Linked DNA regions of Homo sapiens: region 1 is linked to region 2. The links are chromatin loops, found by intact Hi-C in ENCODE. Cell type or tissue: Calu3. All regions are shown on one strand. Links, peaks and the distances in the headings refer to the core of each region. The heading gives the core; the rest is flanking DNA. Region 1 has its middle 24 kb from the start of SRI. Region 2 overlaps LOC107986815 (a long non-coding RNA gene).

What was found. Peaks named below come from ENCODE experiments on the same cell type or tissue, not always from the same donor. Only the 100,000 strongest peaks of a DNase experiment are listed, where the experiment ranks them.
Region 1: a loop joins it to region 2, with 11 times the contacts of the local background. A loop is called at or near these places in 67 of 110 quality-filtered maps.

Annotation. Positions count from the first base shown.
Region 1 is chr7:88,239,400-88,247,755 of GRCh38, reverse strand. No RefSeq gene overlaps it. Among named protein-coding and RNA genes, the nearest start is that of SRI, 24 kb to the right of the region's middle. In Calu3, for the core only: a CTCF peak has its summit at 4,246; a DNase peak (open chromatin) is centred at 4,195.
Region 2 is chr7:88,354,180-88,362,535 of GRCh38, reverse strand. All of the region lies in intron 1 of LOC107986815 (a long non-coding RNA gene), which reads right to left. Among named protein-coding and RNA genes, the nearest start is that of STEAP4, 51 kb to the right of the region's middle. In Calu3, for the core only: no CTCF peak of the experiment used is centred there; a DNase peak (open chromatin) is centred at 5,045.

The DNA of each region.
Region 1 (8,356 bases), core at 14-8,013, 110 kb after region 2:
ACTTGCAAACTGAATTTAACAGCACATTAAAGAGATTATCTATGATGGTCAAGTGGGATTTATCCCAGTGATGCAAAGATGGTTCAATATACGCAAGTCAATAAATGTGATATATATCACATAAGAATGAAAGACCAAAACCATATGATCATTTCAATAAATGCAGAAAAAGCATTAAATGAAATGAAATATCACTTCTTGATTAAAAAAAATCAACAACTTAGGATTAGAAGGTACATACTATACAAGGTCCATATATGATAAACCCACAGTTAACATGATACTAAATGAGAAAAAGTTGAAAGTTTTTTCTCTAAGTTCTAGAACAAGACAGGGATGCTGATTTTCACCACTTCTATTCAACATAGTATTGGAAGTCTTAGCCATAGCAATTAGTCAAGAGAAGCAAATAAAGGGTATCCAAATTGGAAAATAAGAATTCAAACTGTCCTCATTTGCAGATGACATGACTGTATATGTAGACAACCCTAAAGACTCCACCAAAAACCATTAGCACTCTTAAACAAATTCAGTGAAGTTGTAGGATACAAAATCAACATACCCAAATTAGTAGCATTTCTATATACCAGTAATAAACTATCTTAAAGAGAAATCAAGAAAACAATACCATTCATGTAACTATTAATACAAAAAAGTACTTAGAAATAAATTTTAAAAGAAGGTGAAAGATCTCTACACCGAAAACTATAAAACATAAGTAAAAGAAGTTGAACAGAACACAAATAAATGGAAAGATATCCCATGTTCATGGATTGGAATAGTTAATATTATTAAAATGTCCATACTACCCAAAGGGATCTACAGAGTCAATGTAACTCCTATCAAAATATCAACAACATTCTTCACAGAAATAGAAAAAAAATCTTACAATGTGTATAGAACAACAAAATACACCAAATTTTTCTTTAGCAGAAAAAAAATAAAACAAGCTGGTGGCATCACAACAAAACAGTATATCACAGGGATCACCCTGTCACAACCAAAACACAACACAACCAAAACAGGATGATATAAGCATTAAAAACAGACATACAGACCAATGGAAAGGAATAAAGACCACAGAAATAAATTCATGTAACTGCAGCCAACTGATTTTCAACAAAGATGCCCATACTGGGGAAAAGAGCAGTCTCTTCAATAAGCGGTGCTGGGAAAATTAGATATCCATACACAGAAGATTGAAACTAGATCCCTATCATACACCATGTACAAAAATCACCTCCAAATGGATTAAAGACTTAAACATGAGGCCTGACATTATGAAACTACTGGAAGAAAAACTTGGAGAAACATTTCAGGACAATGGCCTGGGAAATAATTTGCTGGATATGACTCCAAAAATTCTGGCAATAATATAAAAAAATGGACAAAGGGAACAATCAAGAGAGAAGAGATAACCTACAGAATGGGAGAAAAATGTTTGTAAACTATACCTATGACAAGGGGTTAATATCCAGAATATCTAAAAAACTCGAACAACTCAATAGCAAAACAAACAAATAATATGATTTAAAAATGGGCAAAACACCATAATAGACATTTCTCAAAAGGAGGCATACACATGACCAGAAAGCATAGGAAAAGATGTTCAAATTACTAATCATAAGTGAAATGCAAACTAAAACCACAAGATATCACCTCATGCCTGTTAGAATGGCTATTATCGAAAACAAAAGATAACAAGTATTGGAGAGGATATGGAGAAAAGAGAACTCTTGTAACCTTTGGTGGGAATGTAAATTATTATGGCCATTACGGAAAACAGTATGGAGGTTCTTCAAAAATATAAAAATAGAGCTACCATATTAAGACTAGAAGGTACATAGTACACAACAAAGAGATACCTGCATTTCCACGTTCATTGTAGCACTGTTCACAATAGTCAAGATATAAAATCAATTTATGTGTTAATCCATGGATGAATGGATAAAGAAAATGTGGTATATAAACATAATGGAATACTATTCATCTATAAAAAAGAATAAAATCCTGTCGTATAAGACAACATGAAAGAGATTATGTTACTTGAAATAAACCAGACACTGAAAGACAAATGATGTTACTTATAAGTAGAATCTAAAAAGTTCATCTCATAAAAGCAGTGAATAGACCAGTGGTTACCAGCAAGTGGGGAAAGGAGAAAGTGGAGGGGAAATAGGGAGGATCGGTCAATGGGTATAAAGTTACAAATAGATAGGAAGAATGAGTTCTATTGTCTTATTGCACAGTAGAGTGAATATAGTTAACAATAATGTATTGAATATTTCAAAATAGCTAGAAAGAACATTTTGAATGTTCTTACTACAAAAAAATGATAAATGTTTGTGATGATGGATATGCTAATTACCCTGATTTGATAATCACACAATGTATATGTGTATCAAAACATCACATAGTACCAAATATGTACACATATTTATGTACGTATTTGTATCTTATGTACACAAATATGTACAATTATTTTGTGTCAATTGTTTCTTTAAAAAGCACCAAATGTATATTAATTACATTACTAATGATAGGATGTCTTCATGACAGGAATAGAGAAACAAACTACACATGTATGTATAATAGATGGAAATATTTAGAGCTATAAAGGGGCCTAAAGAGTTAAAAGGATACCTAAAAATATATGGAAGAATATACAAAATAAATGAAGGTACACAGTGAACAATAACTTTGTCTTGTCTATCCTATGCCCTCCCTGTACCTCTAAGACTATTCTACACATAGTCCATGCTTGTAAATATTAGTTGAATAAAGAAATAAATGTAGATATATGCATGTGTGTATATATAAGGGTATACACACATACACAGACACACACATAACATAATTCTGAAGTATTTATAGAATTCAGTCATTGATCTGCTTTGAAATACAGGATAAAATAAGTTGTTTCTCTGATTTAGGAGGACAAAGGTAGAAAGGAAATAAAATCTATACTAACAGGTTACCCAAATGTTAGAAATATACAAATGAAATTCTTCATATATGATTTAAAATAATTTTTAATGCTAACTATGTTTATGTAGTTGAATAATTTTTTCCATTAGAAAATAAAAATAAAAACTCATAAATAGCCTGCGGGAGGAAATTGCATATGTGACTAACATAAAAGCATTAGCTTCTGAGAGATAGCTACAGAAAGGCTTTGCTGCTTGCAGGATGTCTAATCAATCAGATATCTCAGGATAGACTTTCCAAGTACCTGCTTGGAAATTTGATTATTTTTTCAGGTCTGTTCCTGTGGTTTTAATTAAGCTAAAGATCATATCAATGTTTATACTTGACATAAATGATTCCATTTCCAACTGCTTTCCAGATTTCTAAATAGCATGTGCATCAAGGATAGAAGACACTAAAGGTTACATATCATTTCACACAGAGACTATCCTTTTCCCATTATACATTCTTGGCATCTTTGTTGAAAATCAACTAACTGTAAATGTGTGGATTTAATTCTAGGCTCTCTATCTTGTTCCATTGGTTCGTATGTCTTTTTATGCCTGTATTATGTTGTTTTGATAAATCAAATCTATTTTAACCGGAAAGTTCAATCCATTTAAATTGATTGTGATTACTAATATATTTGGATTTATTTCACATATCTCATTTTATGTTGCTTTATAATAATAATTTCCCCTTTCTTGCCTTTTCTTGGATTAATGGACTATTTCCCCTCATCCCATTTTTGTTTCCTGTTTCTGCTTTGAAAGTTTATTTTGGTCTTTATAGTAGGTACCCTAGAAATTGTAATATGCATATTTAACTTTTTTGAATTTTAAAGAGAATCAACATTTTTACTCTCCTTCTAAATAATACAAGGATTCCAACCACCATCCCCTTCTACTTACATGGGGTATTGTTGCTTGACATATTTCTGCTGCCTATTTACTTACTATCTCTCAGCTCCAATCCTACTCTGTTCTACTCTGCTCTGTGCTGGGACTCTGCGGAATATCTTTCCCAGACTCCCTTGCCCACTAACTGCCTATTGTGTTTTGTTACTAGGGTTACATAATGGGAGTGAAAGGTGAGAAAAGAGGAAAACAACATTGCTTCCAATTGTTCCAGTTCTGGTCAGTGTTGCCCATCAGTAGCTTCATTGGTCCAGCCTTCAGCTTTTTTCAAAACTCCTCTAGCCTTAGCAATTTCCCTCAGAGCAACTAGCATCCTCCAGTGGCACCCACTGTGAAATGTCCTTGTTGAAGCTTACTGTAAATGCGAAAACAAATGAGTGAAAAATGCAAGAAAGGTTTCAAACCAAATACAATGTTATAATGACACCTTGTGGATATGGGCAGTATACCACTGACCAAGCTTCAGTGAAATGCAACATTAGCTGTAAAATCACCAAACATAAAATACTACACATTTTGAAACTAAAAACTAAAAATAAAAAAAAGCTACTTAATGTAGAAAAAAATGAATAACAAATAAACATAGAGTAATAGAAACTACAAGTTGGTGATCTCTTTTCCATATTCCTGTGAGACACAGCACTAGATCACTCCTTAAAGACTCGTTTTCTTCCATTCAATTTACTGCCATTTTAATTTTCCCGAGTTTAAGGCCTCCTTTTTCTTTTCTTATAAATCAGTGTTTTTCATCCTTTTCTGAGAATTAAATTTTTTAATGTTCATTATATATATTTTTTTCTAGTAGTGTCTTGCAGAAGTCTACATTAAAAATTTCAATTTGTCAAAAAAAAAAAAAAAAAAACCCTGAGGTTTTAGCAACCTATCTTTGTAAATTAACTGTTTTTGTGTGAGGTAATGAAATTAGCCCTGATATAATCACAGTGTATTCATGACTTTTTCTAATTTTTCTAAATTTTGCCTTTTGCTAATAACTTGTTTTTTAATAACAACCTATTACTTTTTATGATGTTTGTGTCAGTTACCACTTAAGCAGAATCTAATCGCTTTCGTATTCTATAATTAAATTAATGTGGACATTTAGTACACTATATAATATTATTAGAAAACAAGAGATTTGGTTTGAGAAGACCTAAATTCAAATCTAACTTGGCTATTTATTAGTGAAACCAGGGGCAAGTTACTTTGACTTAAATTAACCTGATTATAATCATCTGTAAAACAAAGATTATAAACATGAATAACAAATTTTAAAATATCCAGCAGTAAAATGTATATAAAACATTTATATACTGTAAAGCATTACACAGATACAAGTAGTTAAAATAGCATGTATGCATTACATTCAATATTTTATTCATAAGAGTCTACTTTAGAATTTTATGTGAAATTTAAAGTAGCTCATTCCATGCATCTGGCAAACAAAATCATCCCATAATTTCTGAGGATCTGTTTTTTACAAGATACTGTAAGAGACATAGAGGCAAATGTTACCAGTGACTGCCCGAAAGTTTTATAATTTTATTGAGGATTCATGTATACTTGATAAGTTGTTGCAAAAAGAGATTTAATTCATCAAGACGTGATAAGAGCTGTAGTCTTGGGTGACATCACAGAAGAAGTATTCAGCTGGGTATGGAATAGAACACAGATGAGGAAGGACATTTAATGATGAAAATACAGCATGAACAAAGGAATTATTTGGTTTTTCCTTTTCTTAGCACTGTTATAGTATTTCCTGTTAATACAACTCACTTTGTCTCCTAACTATAACTTGTATTGATAGTATTATTATATGTGTATTACATGTGTAGATGTCATGTTTCTCTGTATAAACTATATGTTTACAAAGTATACAGATGTCTAATATAAGTCACTTATTTTACCAGGTGCTGGAGATTTACCATATATGGGTGATTAACCCATTAACAGTGTATGAAAAAGCTGCACCAGAGCATGTACAAAGTACTTCAGGGTCGCAGAGAAGAGGTGATTAATTCTAAGCTTCAGAACAGCGCAAACTAATTTTTGCATTTTGTTCATATCACCCCAGAGCACCAAGCTTTACATTAGCTTTATAATAGGTACTCAAAACGTTAATAAACAGATGAACTAATGAACAAACAAAAAATGCAGACAAGAACAGGCTGACAATCCCATGGGAATTACCCAGACTTGTTGGAAGGAAAAAAGTGGGAAAGTAAATTGGTGCCCAATTTTTGGAGATATGGAATCTTGGATGAAAAAGATTAGACTTGGGCCAGGCACAGTGGCTCATGCCTGTAATCCCAGCATTTGGGAGGGCAGATCACTTGAGGCTAGGAGTTCAAGGCCAGCCTGGACAACATGGCGAAATCCCGTCCCTACTAAAAATACAAAAAAAAAAAAAAAAAAAAATGAGCCAGACATGGTGGCGCGCGCCTGTAATCCCAGCTACCCAGGAAGCTGAAGCATGAGAATTGCTTGAAACCAGGAGGCAGAGGTTGCCGTGAGCCGAGATCACACCGCTGCAATCCAGCCTGGGCGACAGAGCAGAATCCATCTCAAAAAAAAAAAAAAAAAAAAAGGATTAGACTTGAAGTTCTTCAAAGTGTATGGTAAACACAACTCACTTTTATGTACTTCAGGGGAAACAAGAAGTGAAAACTGTACATGATTCCAAAGAACTATCCCTTGTGGGATTTAACTTTTTAACAGCCCAACACTCTGAGCCTGACATGGAAAAGACGGCCAGTGTGTATTTGTTTTAATTAATTAGTGCATGGATGGATAGATGGATGGATGGATGGATGGATGGATGGATGGATGGATGGATGGATGGGAGTAGCTTAGGCAACTAATAATCCCAATTAATAGGTCACTTAACAGAACTTCTGCCTTTGAAAGGAAGACTTCAATTTACCAGGGATGGTGTCACCTGGTTTTTTTTTTTTTTAATTGGTAACAACTGCTTCATTTTGTAAAATATCTAAGTATTTGATTCCATGGAGCAATGTTATTTAAGATTAAATGATTGTACTCTTGAAGAAAGGTAACATTCATATAACCAACACTATGTGCAATTTACATCCTTTTGTTTGTTTGTTTTGTTTTGTTTTGACAGGAAGTTTCGCTCTGTCACCCAGGCTGGAGTGCAATGAGTCAATCTCGGCTCATCGGCTCACTGCAGCCTCTATCTCCCAGGTTCAAGAGATTCTCCTGCCTCAGCCTCCCAAGTAGCTGGAATTACAGGCACCCACCACCACACCTGGCTAATTTTTTGTGTGTTTTTAGTACAGAAAGGGTTCTATGTGATGTATTTTTTATTTTGGCTGCTATTAGTGATACCTTAGGCTCTAATAATGTGTGTACAGTTTGAAGTGGACTAAGTTGTATTCAGTAGAATTAGAATATAAAGTACATTACAACTTCATAGATATTGTTAACCAAAATAGGTAGAACATCTTATTTTTTGAAATTTCCTGATAATATTATAACTGTTAGAGAGGGGGTGCAATTTGTGGTTCATATCTTATGTATTATCTTGACTTCTCTCTTAATAAATGTAAGGTTAGTATTTTTTCACCTGTAAAAATTAATTGTAAGTAGTTTTTCTCCCTATAATTCTTGTAAGGTTTATGGATCTTCTATTCACGTCTCTATATTTTTTAAATTATTTTTTGAAATGCAAGCTAATACTGCTACATTATAGTTTATTTGGGAAGTAAAAACAAAAAAAAACACTCTTAATTGCATGAACTTCACTCAATCATTATCTTTTTGACATATTTCTTTTCAATCTTTTTTCTGCCTATGCATGCATTTTTCACACAAGTGTAATCATAGTATGAATATTATTTTGTATGCTGCTTTTTTTGCTTTTAAGTATTGTAACAAGTTCTTATGGTGCTACTTAGGTTTCATAACCATGTACTAGTGGTTGCCTAATATTCCACTAAATAAATGTACAGTGCATTTAATACCATTTATTTAATCATACTCTTAATAGTTAGCATTAGATTATTTTTGATTTTTGCTTATGTAAACAATACTTTAATGAACGTCTTCCTCTGTGGCTTCTAGGTACGTATGTGATCACCAAACAAGACATGGGGCCTCCCACAAAGTGGACCAGCTAAAAAATATTCTTATGGGATTTATATTTCCATGACATATAATTGAGGCCCAGTTTTCCTTCAAGACCTCAGGGCCCCACTAATTATCTTTTCTTCCCCCACCTCCCAGTATAACTTATACTTATCCCCAGTATAAACTTACAGACAAACCATTACTTCATGAAGTATACTCATTTTCAGCTTTACCAAATATGGGCAAATTGCTTTACAAAGAGGTTGTAACAAACTATATTCTCACCAGTGTCAAACGGAAGTTGTAGGCCAAGTGCAGTGGCTCACGCCTGTAATTCCAGCACTTTAGGAGGCAAGGCAGGCAGATCACCTGAGGCCAGGATTTCT
Region 2 (8,356 bases), core at 146-8,145:
ACCTAAACTATGATGAAATCTCTGAAACTGCATAGCCAGAAGCAAAACCTTCAGGAGACTAGTAACACTTTAACATTTCCAGTTCACATGTGAATGTTAATTCTACTCTCTGAAGAGTACCACCAAAATGGCATTCATTAAGATTAAAGCCATACTACTATAGAATGGGAAATTTATATGTACGCTTCCTATAAAATGCAAATATTACCAAAGAATGGGTCTCCACTGAGTTCTTTCTATATCTATTCCTTTGCAAAGTTAAATCACACTGGTGAAGCTCTTTCATGAAGGCAATATAAAATTCTTAAGTAGCAGGCACTTGCCGCTCTGGTGCCAAGGTAGCCCCTTAGGTTGTTGACAATTACCTGTACCCCTGATGAATGCCCACTCTTAAAGCAAGCACAAGGCCCTGGTAATAGGGGAAGACAGGAGATGTTTTAGAATTTCAGAGCCTGGTAAAATGGAAGCGGCTTCTGCAAAACGAAACTTCTGATTGGGGTTGTCTTGCCCTTGGATCAAACGTCTTACCTGGTTAAGTCCCTTGAAGAATGTGATTTGCAATGGCTTTTTTCCATGATTTGAGAAAAAAAAAAAGTGTTACATAAAAACCAGAAAATGATAGAGCTGTATTTTTCTCACTGTTTTTTAAAGTAATATTTGTAACCGGTTTTCTGATAAACTACTGTACAAGAAAAATAATTTTTTTTCCTCTGTACTCTCACAATACTTCTGACACCAAATATGTGGGGTTTTTTTCCACACCAAGCAATTCTCTAACTACCCAAACGTCAGCTGGGTGTCCTGCAATTCAATTCAGTACTGACACTATCTACTTGGAGTTAGCATCAAATCCCACATTAAAGGCTCAGTTCCACAAGACTGCCTCCCACTTCGGATACCAAATGCAAGTTCAGGCCTCTAGCACTTCTGACCAACTGGCTATAAATCAGTGGTTACCATGACCACCCTCCTCAGGTTTCATCATTTGTTAGGACTCACAGAATTCAGAGAAACACTTGTTTATGCTTACTTGTGAGACAGACAGGTGGGAAGGGCTTCCTGGAAAAACTGCAGCTGGCCTGCACACTAGGCTGGAACCACGGAAGTTAGTGCCCTTTTCATAGGGGAGGAGCCCGGCCCCTCCTCTTCCTGTGTGGAATCTGGGATTCAACCTGCGAGGCGGGAAGCCCACAGGCAGGAAGCACACTCTCACTTCGCTAAGAGTCTGTTTCCCCTTTTTGCCCAATAAATCCCATTTTTCTCACTCTTCGAATCATCTGTGAGCCTAAATTTTCGTGGCTGTGTGATAACGACCCCCATCTTTAGCTGAACTAAGGAAAAGCCCTGCAACATTTATTATATAATAAAGGATATGATAAAGGGTACAACCAGCCACATGAATAGTTACATAGGATGAATTACTACTGCAGGGGTTTCTGTCCCCATGGAGTTGGGGTGCATCCACCTCCCAGCACATGAATGTGTTAATTAACCCAGAGGCTCTCCAAACCTTGTCTTTAAGGGTTTGTTATGGAGGCTTGAACACATAGGCACAATCTATCATTAACTCAATCTCCAGCCCCCATCTCCTTTCTGGAGAATGTGAAAGTGGGGCTGAAAGTTCCCAGCTTCTAATCATAGCTTGGTCTTTCTGGTGACCAACCCCAACCCTGAAGCTATCTAGGAACCCACCAAGAGTCACCTCACTAGAACAAAAGACACTTCTATCACCCAGAAAATTCCACAGGATTTAGGAATTCTGAATCAGGAACTGGGGTCAAAGACCAAATATTAGAACAAAAGATGCTCTTAACACTCCTATCTCTTAGGAAATTACAAGGGTTTAATGAACTCTGTGCCAGGAAATGGGGACAAAGACCAAATTTAAATTTCTTATATCACAATATTGCAACTACAATATTCAAGTTTTACACATAAGGAAACTGAGGCACAAGGTAGCTGAAGAGCCTCCATGAGGCCTTACAATGCAATTTGATTCCAGTCTGACTGCTGAGACACTTCTCTCAAACACTACACTCTACTGCCTCTCATTCACTATAGTATTCCTCAGTGTCTGTCACATATCAGTGCTCAATAAATATAAGTGAAATGAATGAGACATTTCATAACCCCTGTAGCCGTCACCTACTAGAAGTGAGGTCTTTGAGGGGAGACACTGTCTTATTCATTTTGTCCTAATCCCCAGTACCTAGCATAATGCCATAGGGTGGATGCTCAAAAGTTGTTTGATGGATGAAAAATGAATAAATGTGTAAATACAGACTCAGATAGCTATAGGTAATATAAACCAGAAGTGGACAAATCACATGGTAAAATAGGAAAGAGTGGGTATAGTTCTCCATCTTCTCGCAATTCCATGTAGTGGTCTAGAATAATGAACGCAATGATCAATTGTATTATTTAGTTTCTCTTATCAAGCTGTTAGTAGGATACAGAATAGAATTGTGAATTCTTGTTTGCAAAAATCCCCCGTTTTTATGATGTATATAATAATGGGTCCCAGAAGAAGAGCTATATTAAAAAACAAAATGAAGACAAGAAAATAACCATATCAAAGATGAATAAAAACTTAGATACACAAGCAGTGCTTCTGTCCAGTAAAGTAGTCTTGGTAGCAGAGGAAAGTAAATACTTTCCCCTGGAGCATAGCAAAAAGCAGCCTGCCACAGCACAAAATTTCATGGAGGTCTCTTTTTTTAATCTTAAAAATTCATCTTTATTTTCATTCTGAGGTATCTCAATTTTTGATTTACCACAAAAATAATGTTTGATTACTTACCATTATGTAAAATGAAAAGACCACCATCTTTTCCTTTAGCATTCAGTACTGTGGAATATGTTAGCCTATTTGAGAAATCAGGGACCATAGCATCTGGCAAAGACTTTCATTTAGAAGCCTAAATATTTAGAAGCACCTTACAAATTCATTAAGTGAGATATAGAGAACCCAAATAAGCATAATGAAATTAGGTTAATTTGGCATGAGAAATAGTATCTGTGCATTCAGCAAATATACTTCCTTAATAACCGTACTGAACAACCATATATAAAGGTAAACAAATACTAAAGCTAGCTATGATAGCTATTACTCAGGCTCAGAAATATTTGTTTCTCCTATGCAACCTGGGTAGATTAAACTTCCCTGGGTCCCTGAATCTGGCCATGGTGTGTTATTTGTGAGGTGAATAGAATGTTACTGGAAGTCACCTGTGTCAATTCCATGTGAAAGCATTAGAGTTAACATGCAATTTACCATGTTCTCTTTTCCCCACCACACTGACTAATAAGGCTATCTGTTCCAAAAAGTGCAGTTCCAGGATAATGCCACCTTCCCCAGCTGGATTGCTGAGTTGTCACACAGAGGCAGTTGTATGGGAGAGTTACTCTGAAGAAGAAATAAACTTTCGCTACGTTAAAGCCACTGAGTTGTTGTTACTGCAGCAGAACCTAACCTATCCTGGCTAACACCATCCCAGGTGTTAAACTCAAATAGACCAAGCTACATAAACATTAGATATCCCTATCTTATTTGTGCTTTATTAGTCCAGAGCTACAAGCAACATTCTATAGGCAATATGGTTATTTGTACTCTCTGCCTAACAGCTTTGGCTAAATTTATTCATGAACTGTTCTTTAAAAAAATAAATCTGCCAAAGTGGTTATTCAGCAGTATGTAAACAGTCAATTGGTGCTTTTCTTTTAAAACCGCTTTCACTGGTTGTAAAGAGAAAAACACGTAGCAGACTATAAAGTTCTCTACTGACATAGATAATATTGGTGAATATGCTACATTAAATACTAAAACTATCAGCAAATTACACCATGAAGCAAATACAAACCACCAAAAAATTTACAATAAATTCTTTTAATTATTAACTTTTAGTTATTCATTAACTTTTAAAATTCTGATGTCATATTATTTAACATCTCAACCAATTTTGGAAGTTATACAAACTTTTTTTTTTTTTTTTACTAGGCTCTATCCATCTGTGCCAGGGTTTCTTAACCTTTGCACTATTAACATTTCAGACTTGATGGTTTTCACTGTGGTAAGGGACTGTCCTGTGCATCCCTGCCCTCTGTACACTAGATGTCAGTAGCACTTCTGCAATTGTGACAATCAAAAATATCTCCAAACATTGACAAACGTCTAGTGGGGAGGGAGGACGTATCACAAAATTACCCCCAATTGAAAACTACTAACCTATTCCAGAGGTCCACAAAAAATAAAATATGAATTTCATCTGACAGCTCTATTGCTGCCTTACTGAAGTGATTTACAATAGTACATAGAGGTGATATAACAGGACTTTACTTTCATTATTGCACAAAGAAAACACAGTAAGTACCAAAACTTAGATAATAAAAATTTGCAAAACTAACAAAATAATTACTAGAAATCCCATCTCGATTAGCATGTTTATAGGCATGTCTTTCTGGATTCATTCATTCAACAGCTAGTTATTGAATAACTGCTTCATGTTGGGCACTGTGTATATACCAGAGATAAGAGTGTTAAGCCAGACAGACAAGATTCCAGCCTTCCTGGAGCTTACAGCCTCATGGGAGAAACAGATTCAGAGCCTTAAATATCAATTGCAAATGAAGATGTGTCATAAAGAAAAGTGCAGGTGCCTATGATACCACAGCACTGGGACTGGTTTAAGTGTGGCATCTTTGAAGAACTGTCGTCTTAATTGAATAGAAAGCTATGTCTAACTAGTTGGCACTCAAGTAGTACTTACTAACCACCAGGCATTTTTCTCACATTCTATTTTTTAAAACTCATTTAATCCTCTCAACAACTGCATGAGATAACTATAATTATTACTAAAATAATTAATTTAGTAATTATTTCTGAAATAAAATAACTGAAAATGAATACAGAGAGACCAGGTGCCTTTTCCTAGATCACAAAGCTAGTGTGTGGAAGAGGCAAAATTTGAACTGGTTCATGTTCCTAAGGACTAACCCATCAGCCTTCCACCCCCAACATGAGCCAATCCCAGCAGAAGGAGGCAGTGTTGTCCTGTCCTGTTCACTTTGTCCACAGGCTGGCAGAGAGTGTGTTTCTCTGTTTCCCTGGCAAGGAGGAGTGACCTTCCAGTCACCGAGGAGAGAGTACTGAAATCCACCTCATTATATATTTATGGTAGTTTCCTAGTTAAATGCAGCCTCCTCCTTAAATTCTTTCTTGGGAGGAGATGAGGTATGCATTATTTATAAATTATTTAATTATTGTGGGAATTAAGCAACAGAACACTCTGACACTATAATTGAAGAGAGGTAGAAGGTTCCAAAAGGCTGAATTCACAACAGCAAATTGTTCAAATACATATTTTTGATTAGTCAGGAGTTTCGACAGAATTTCCAGGCTAACAAGCTAATATGCTCTCATCTGAAATGAATACTTTCATTCAGCATCTATATGTTGTACGTGTGTGTTTGCAAGGAGCTGAAGTGAAATCTCCTCATGAGAATTATTTCTAATATCCTAAATGATCTAAATCACACACTAGCTATGGTGATAATGATTAATCATATAAGTCTTATACATTATATAAGTATGATAAAAAGGATTTCAATACTCCTGAATATGTTCTTTTTATTGCTGTTCTTTTTTTGAGGTACTGTTGGTTTGATTTTTACATGACCATATTATATAGAAATTCTAAATGTTTCTAAAGGGAATAATGAAGTGACTTTTGATTTTTAACTCACTTCCTATAAGGATGATGCCTCTTTTCAGAATTTATGATGTATATAATTATCTCAGTTGGTTAGAATGGCTTTGATCCACATGTCACTTTGCCCTGTGGACATAGCTGCTTTGGGTCCCTCAACATAATCTATTATCAAATTTTTAAAAAGACCCAAAGACATTAGGGACTAACAATTTTATCTTCTTATGTGATGCACCTTTCAGACAGCAAAATCACAGGGAGTGGGGTACTCTGATTAATTCCATATTCTAGATAATTGACAATTATCTAGGAAAGCCTTAGCATCTCATTTCTATAGGTGAAAATATTTGCAACATGTATCTGTACATGTTCGTGTTTTTGTAAGTAATACTTAAATGTCCGTGTGTGATGGTTAATTTTACACATATGTGTCAACTTGACTGGGCCACAGGATGCCAGATATCTGATTAAATATTATCTCTGGATGTATCTGTGAAGGTGTTTCAGAAAGATTCGCATTTGGATAGGTGGACTAAGTAAAGCAGATGACCCTCCCTAACGTGGGAGGGCTTCATCCCATCCATCCAGGTGTTGAGTAGAACAAAAAAGAGGAGAAATGTTGGATTTGCTCTCTCTGCCTAGCTTTTGAGCTGGGACATCAATCTTCTCCTGCCTTCAACACTCTTGGTTCTCAAACCTTGAGACTGGGGATAATATCTACACCATTGGTTCTCTGGCTCTCAGGTCTTTGAATTACATCACAGGCTTTCTTGGGTCTCCAGTTTGTAGACAGCAGATCTGGAACTACTTGACCTCCATAATTCACAAGAGGCAATACCCTATAATAAATGTCTTTATATGTGGTGTGTGTGTGTATGTGTGTGTGTGTGAAGGTTCTGGAGAATGGTGACTAATATACCATGTGGGAATGGATGATGGATGTCCCCATGATATGGGGACAAAGGATCATAGCATGGAAATTTAAGATAATTTTACAATATTGCAAATGGAAGTGTCAGAATAGCACAAGATTGAGTTGAATGTGTACACATCTCAGGATATTCACTGACAATTGCTTTAAAAAATACTAATGTCAATTTATTCTATTATCACTTGCCTCATTAATCAAAAAGTGAACTTCAAAAGAAAATGGGCTTGATTCTGTTCAACTGTTATGGCATGATGAACAACTGGGAGGCACAAAAAGAATTTGTTTGATAATTTAATTCCCATGATAGTTTTTTTTTTATTTCCCCCAACCAGAAAAAAAATCTTTACTTTCTATTACTATTGTTGTAATTATCAGCTGTTTTGAAAATCACACAATAATGTCTACTATAATTCTAATATTGTCTAATTGTATTATTGGTGATTTATCAGCCAATTAAGAAGAAGCAATACATTAGATTAAAAAGTGGTGTATGTGTATGTGTTCGTATTTTTAAACCACCTCACATGTGCTGCTTAAACCTAAGTCTTTTTGAAATTTTTGACAGGATTCTCTCTTGCCTTTATCCTTCTGAGTATTGTTTTTCTTTTTAAAGAAAAGGTATTGAGTAATTTTCCTGTAACTAACAAAAAATGTTAGTTCCCTTTTTACTATTGTTTTGTAACCATTTCCTACCTACATATTACAGAAGTGACTTTCCAACTCAAAGGGCATTGTCATGTTTATAATTACCCGCTTAATTCATAAAATACGATGTAGGCATTACATATTCTTTAGCCCAGTGGTTCTTAAAGTCTTGCCCCAGACTGCCAGCATCAGCACCACCTAAGAACTTGTTAAAGTACACATTTTCAGGCCCCATCCCATCCTGCTAATTCAGAAACTCTGGGGATGAGCCCAGCAATGTGCTACACCAAGTCCTCCAGGTGATTCTGATGCATCCTCAATTTTGAGAACCTCTGCTTTAGACTGAAGAATATTTTGAAAGTAAGGGGACTTACCCAAAGTTTTTCTTAGGTTGAGAGCTACCTTAAGACAGGTGCTCCCCACTTTCAATGTCCAGTTTCTACAGACTAACTCTCTGCTTTCTACTTTTTGAAACAACAGCATTGACCTCCCACCAATAAAATGGTCAGTGATTCCATTTAGTTTTATATTAAAACATTATAAATTCCTTCTAATTTCATACAGAAGGGATACCCAGATATTATCCAGAGTACCTGCTCTTATGGTGTGAATTTTCTCCAATAACCCTAGGATAACTTGGTCATTCCCCCACAGGTATATTCCCTGCAACTAACTCACTGTGGATGCCTCTGCTAGAACCACAGAAGGGCAGTGCTTCTGCCATACCTCAACCTGAGTTTCCTGGTTTGATCAGATTATTTTTAAATACTGCAAACTCATACATTTATTTTTCTCAAAAAGAAATACTAACATTTTACATTGCTTTATGCAAATAATATTGTTATTTCTTGAAAAAGGCAACTGATTTTCCTAACAAAATTGAGAAAGAGCAAAATGCTTTTTTGTATAAAATGAGCTGGAAATTGAGTCAGAAAAGAATTTCTGAAGGTTGCCATTTCAATAAATGTCAAATACTCAGAGTTATAAGCCAGCCAGCTAAGTGTTTTCCTTTCTTAACTGTTCTCCTCTTGCTTGCTAGTTGGAGAGACAGTGGAGGTGGGGAGAAGATGAACAG